2 separate regions of the Homo sapiens genome follow, and region 2 is linked to region 1. A link is a loop called in an ENCODE intact Hi-C map of the cell type or tissue named here. Cell type or tissue: endothelial cell of umbilical vein. All regions are shown on one strand. Each heading gives the region's core, and the rest is flanking DNA. Links, peaks and the distances in the headings are about the cores only.

Region 1 (2,909 bases), core at 268-2,767:
AAAGAGTAGGAAGCTTATGGGAAGAGCTAGTGCATTTAGTCTAGAGAAAGGTTGACTCAGTCTACAAATACAGGAAGGGCCAGACAAATTTGGTCTCTCCCAGGGAGCAGAACCATGTCCAATACATGGAGGGAGGGAGCTGGCTGCCTTGGGGACATTCAAAGAAAGACTGTATATGCATCAGCCAGGATGCATAGAGGGAGTGTTTATGTCTCCCATGAGGGCTGGTTTCCAAGACATTCCCACCTGTTATGGACTGTATTCCCCCAAAATGTATATGTTGAAGCCGTAACCCTCAATGTGATGGTGTTAAGGAGCAGGACCTTTGGGAGGTGATGAGGTTTCGATGAGGTCATGTGGGTGGAGTGTCCATGATGAGGTTAGTGCCCTTATAAAAAGAGGATGAGATACCAGAGCTTCCCAGCCTCCAGAACTGTGAGAAATAAATGTCTTTGACTTAAACCACCGAGTCTAGGGTATTTTGTTACAGCAGCAGGACTGGCTAGGATACCACCCACGAGTCCTTAATTTCATGGAGGTTAAAGAGATGGGGCTGAGTCTACACCAACCTTATGAGATGCCCTGAACATTATAAAAAAGAAAGAAAATTTGCTCCTTTGTCTCCTCTCAAAAGCAGGCAAAAATTCCTATGGTTTGTACTTTCATTGAATTCTGGATAAACAGCAATCTGACAAATCTTCATGTGTTTTCCTGGGATCTGGAAGGTGCTACTTAGCGATGGCCTGGGGGCAGAGGTATGCTGGGCTTCACTGTATCTTATGAGTCTATGAGCATTCTCAAAAGTCCTGCACTCGGAGATTGTAGTGACAGGTAGAGACCCAAATTACCAGGAGGTGACATTGGCTGAACCACTACTGCCAGAGACCACCTCTCAAGTTTTCTTCTTTTCTGTTCATCCAACTTCTCCACCATCTAATTCATGTGGCAACAATTGAGGTCTAGGTCAGAGGCAAAAAATAAAACATGCAGGAGGCCAAGGAAGAAAGGCAGACCCTTTATGTGGGAAGAGCAAGTGGCTCTCTGCATGGTAAGCCTTGAGAGACACTTATAAAGTGCCTTTGTCCCCACTCCCACCCCATCCATGCTCCCTGACCCCTCATTCTGCAAAGCTCTGCCCCACCACACTGCCATGGTGCCTTGGTCTACTGACTAGTTATACAGCAACACCAAGGCTGGATCCAGGGTATTCATTAATTCAGCAAAGCTCCAAGTAGTCATCACAGAAAAAAATATATGAATCTTGTTGTTCTTCCTTATGTTTCCTTTATTTTTCCTTGAAGTGTTTTAAAGTTACAGAAAAGTGAAAAGAACAATATAACCAGCATCCATATTTTCACCACCTAAAACAAGCCTTCTTTCTCCCATTTGCTTCTAATCACTTTATTTTGCAATAAATAAACATTTCAGATAGAGCTAAGTGTCCTTGTATTCTTGCCCCAATCCTACTCTTACATATCTGTTTGTGTCTCTTTCTTTTTATATAAATAAATATAATGTAATTATAAAATTATGAATAGGTACTGGGACACTGGGATATTTTCAGTGCTTGGGGCCCTGTTTAGAGGGACTTTGGGGTCCAGGAGAGACCTGTCACTCAGCAATGAGGTGACCCGCTCCCTGGGCTCGTGCCCAGCAGCCAGTAGGGCCTTGTGACCTCAAGCTCTCTCTCCTCCAGGCGGGAGAAGGCCAGGCAGGCTAGGGCTGCTTCCTAGAAAGCTCCGCCCAGGCTTCCCCTGGCTGGCTGGGGGGAGGCGTTTCCGGGACGCAAGACCCCGGCAGCCTGGCAGGGCCGCCCTGCGGAGGAAGCGCTTTATTCTCCGAGTGGCACGTTCGCCCCAGGCCGTGCCAAGTGCCCCGCTGGGCGGCAGGGAGTAAGGGGAACCCGCGCCACTCTGGGGGGCCCAACTAGGCCTTGGGGTTTGCAGGGAAGCCCGAGGGCACTCATTTGTTGGTGCCCTAATGATGGTAGCATTTCTTGCACACATGCATACGTCTTACAGCTCTGTGCTGGGCACTGGAATTACAAAGACGGTTTCTTCCTTCATTCATTTGTTCCACAGATAGTCATTGAGCCTCTACCTGTGCCAGGCACAGTTGTAGGTGTAGGGGAAACAGCTGGGGAACAAAATATATAAAGGTCTTTGCTCCCCTGGAGTCACATTCCAGCAGACACAATGAGTAATAGACATAAGAAGTGAGCATATTCTACTGTAGATGTTAAGTGCTATGGAAAGAAAAAAAGAAAGAGGACAGCAGGGTCGGGGAAATTAATAATAGAGGGGGGAGTGGGGAGAGAGTTGCCAAATTAGGTCTCTGGGGGAAGAGCATTCTAGGTAGAAGAAACAGAGCATGAAAAACCCTGATATGGGAGCCTGCCTGGTAGAATGTGATTTATGCAGAGATGGTTTCCTCCCTCAGACACTTGAGCCTCATCTGGACTCTCTAAGCTCCCCTAGAGGAAAAAATGTAAAATTTCCCTAAGGCAGGGCCCACAGTGAGTGGCCACATCTGAGCTCCAATGGCTACTATGATCTGCAGGATAAAATTTATACACCTTGGGACACCCACAGGTATCCTCATTATCTGGACCTCGTGTATCACTCCAGTTCCATTTCCCACCCGTTTCTACTTTCTCCCCTGAAGCTTGACCCGTGACTTCTGGTTCTCTAGGTGCACCATGATGCTTTATTTAGGCCTTGGCTCAGAGCATCTCCTGGAATGTAATAAATGTACTTTGCTCCTACCTGCATTTACCCGAGAAGCCCTTACTCTCCCTTTAAGACTCTGTTCAACATCACCCTCTGTGAAGACTTTTTTCATTTCCCTCTGAACATTCCAGCCCCATCCTCTGCTTGTTTGACACCTGGCACAGACCTCAACCGGCAAGT
Region 2 (2,909 bases), core at 296-2,795, 77 kb after region 1:
AAGAACAAAGGCATGAATCTCTCCTAGTGGACTTTCAGGACTCTCAGGGAGCCCAGGAAGATCAGGAAGGACACAGTGCCTTCTGTCAAAGGCATCAGAGGAGCCCAGGCCTGCTAATGGTGGCATTTAAAGGTATGGCTAAGGATCCAGTAAGCGATCCCAGAGTGATTTCCCTGTGGCTTGACTGGCACTGCTCTTGCAGTCTGCACATCCGGGAGGGCGGGGTTTGAGGGGCCAGGCTGTGGGTCAGGTGGAGGGGAGGAATCAGTTTAGGCAGAGCCTTAGAAGGAAGGCCCCTGTGGTGGTCACAAAGTGGTAACTGCCAAGCACATCTGAACCAGGAAGACCCCATCAGAATGGCTTTAAGAACAGTCAGAGCAGTCCTGGAACTTCTCGGAGTAGGAAACAAGAGGCAAAGCGACCTTGGTGGAATAAAAGTGCAGCCAGCATTCTGACCAGCAGCACCGTGGGGCAGCCTGGTCTCTGAGACCACTCAGGAGCCTCTGCTCTGCCACTCTGCCTGCTCTCTCCCAATGCACAGCCCCTGCTGCCCAGGAAGTCCCACCCCACATGGGCGGTGCTGCCTGAAGGAAATGAGCGTTGCTCCGGAAAAAGTGCTCCAAAACCTCAGCCCGCGCATATCCTGGCTGTGGGGAGTCATCAAAGCCTGTTTACCGGGGCTATTTTTAGCATTAAAGAATCTTGTTATGCTCCCCAGGACGGGCATGCACTTTCTCAGCAGAGCACCTCTGGTTTTAATGAGCCATCTCTCGTCTTTGGGGTCAGACCCTGAAGGGTCCTCGGAAGCAAGTAACTGAGATCTGGAGCCCAGGATGATTTACAGACCCACTTGGTGGCTTATTGAGCACCTACTCTGGGCTCCTCACTTTGTTCTGACCAAGAGTTGATGCTGGATTGTGGCATCACCTTACAGCAGTTTATCTGTCTTCCCCACCAGTCTGTCGATTCCGAGGGAAGGAACTGCCCTTACACCTTTCAGTATCCCTGATTCTCCTTAAGACAGGACTGAGCACACAGTAAGTGACACTTCTGGACAGATTACCTTGTGCCTAGCATAAAGCAGACATGAACACAGTAGAAACTTAATAATGGTGTAGGGAGCGCGTGCATTTTCCCATGTCCGTAACACTGAGTAGGATATTAATGGTACGTCAGGGAAGACACGATGTTCATAGGGGAAGAGGCAGAAGGGTCTTCAGCAGATTTGTGACATGAGCCTCCACGGTGAGGGGCTACCTCCTGGCTCCCCAGTTTTCACTCTCAGCTCCAAGCTGGGAGTGACCTGGCCAGGTTCCTTCAGAAGCTCCCAGGAGAACAAGCAGGTGCTGTGAGGGCAACTAGTTCCACAGAGGGAAGAGACCCTGTCCCGGCCCTGCCGTCACAGGGTCCCTGGGGCCAACCTGCTGGCTTCCTGGTCCTCCAGCCATTGTGACCGCAGTCCCAAGACATTCTGTTACCCTTCGTGGCCCTAGATTGCCCCTCTCCCTCCCGGAGGCCAGCTGACCCGATGCTGCTGTAGCCGATTTCGCCACCTCCTGGAAGCAAATGCACTGGGCATGGGTGGAAACCAGTTTGGCTGTGTTGGAACTGTTAAAAACAGGAAATTTTAAGCAGGACTATTTCCTCTGGGACTAGTTAACCCAAATAGGGTTGTCTTGGGATTACTTCAGATTTTGAAGTCAGCGTTACCACTGAGATCAAAGAAATTGAAGAGAAAATATCTTCTCGGTTGGCTAGAAACCACAGGGTTGGCCTCTGTGTATCTACAGAAGGTGGTCACCTATCTGGTGTGATTGAAGTGGCGCTGAAAACCTCTCCTCACTCATCTCCAAAATAAGTCACCACCTGCCAGCACAGGGTAATTAAGGTCACTCGTAGGATCTTTGAGTTGAGGCCATAGCTCTCAGCATGTGGTCCTATGAGTAGCAGGGTCAGCGTCACCTGGGAACTTTTTAGAAAAACAGATTCTCAGTTCTACTGAACCAGGAACCCAGCAGGGGCCCGTCCAGGGCCAGCTTCATGGGCGTGCAGCACAGGCAGTCTTAGAGGGCGCCACACTTAGAAAGTTCTCAGGCTTGGTTTAATTTTTCCAATGAGAGGTCTCACATTTTTATTTTGCACTGGGCCACGCAAATTATGTAGCAGTGCTGGTCTCAGAAATGTTTCTTTCAGCCTGGCCTATAGATGATTCTGATGCATACTCAAATTTGAAAGCACTGAGTTAAGTCATTTTCTCCCCTAAAGCCCCTGTTCAAATGAAGATTTTAGCTGGGAAAGCTAACATTCACAGTGGCATCGCCCACACCTGGGACATTGCATCATCGCTTCAGCGGGCTGATGAGCTGGCAGAGAACAGGTGTATCAGCAGAAACCCCAAGCAGGGATCAGGTGTGCGTATGTGTATGGTGTAAGGTCATTCCCATGACCTGTGGTTCTCCCCTCTCCAGGCTAGCCGCCTGAACCAGGGTGTGCAGAGGAAAGAATTTCCCTTGTTTCACCATTTTAGCAGAACAGAGGGAAAGCCACCGGGGCATTACTCTGTACAACCCAACTCTTGGCTCTGAAGCCTTGCCCATCCCCGGACAGGACCCACTGTGATCCTCTGCAAAAGGCATCTGTGACTCTGGCGTGTTCTCTGATCCTGTGTCCTGAAAGATAGCTGGTCCCCTTTGCCTTCACTGAAGCCTCTTGGTAGGAAGATCTTGTAATGTGGATTTGTTCTTCTTGAGGAATAACAGCAGGTAACCCAAAGCTTAAATTTAGAGGCTCCAGGAAAAAGATAAAAGAGAAACCCAGTTCCCTTGCAGAAAGGCCCTTGAACGACATTTCACAGCATTGATGTGTCCCTGGCCAAGTGGCCCATAAATTGAATTGCATTCTACATTCCT

What was found. A loop is a pair of places that touch in the nucleus more often than their neighbours do. Peaks named below come from ENCODE experiments on the same cell type or tissue, not always from the same donor. Only the 100,000 strongest peaks of a DNase experiment are listed, where the experiment ranks them.
Region 2: a loop joins it to region 1, with 5 times the contacts of the local background. A loop is called at or near these places in 1 of 110 quality-filtered maps.

The regions. Positions count from the first base shown.
Region 1 is chr2:46,274,404-46,277,312 of GRCh38, forward strand. All of the region lies in intron 2 of LOC101926974 (a long non-coding RNA gene), which reads left to right. Among named protein-coding and RNA genes, the nearest start is that of EPAS1, 22 kb to the right of the region's middle. In endothelial cell of umbilical vein, for the core only: no CTCF peak of the experiment used is centred there; a DNase peak (open chromatin) is centred at 1,748; H3K27ac peaks cover 2,500 bases.
Region 2 is chr2:46,351,348-46,354,256 of GRCh38, forward strand. All of the region lies in intron 2 of EPAS1 (endothelial PAS domain protein 1), which reads left to right. Among named protein-coding and RNA genes, the nearest start is that of LINC01820, 41 kb to the right of the region's middle. RefSeq lists an enhancer at 463-757. In endothelial cell of umbilical vein, for the core only: a CTCF peak has its summit at 1,573 (motif pointing left); DNase peaks (open chromatin) are centred at 594 and 1,514; H3K27ac peaks cover 1,644 bases.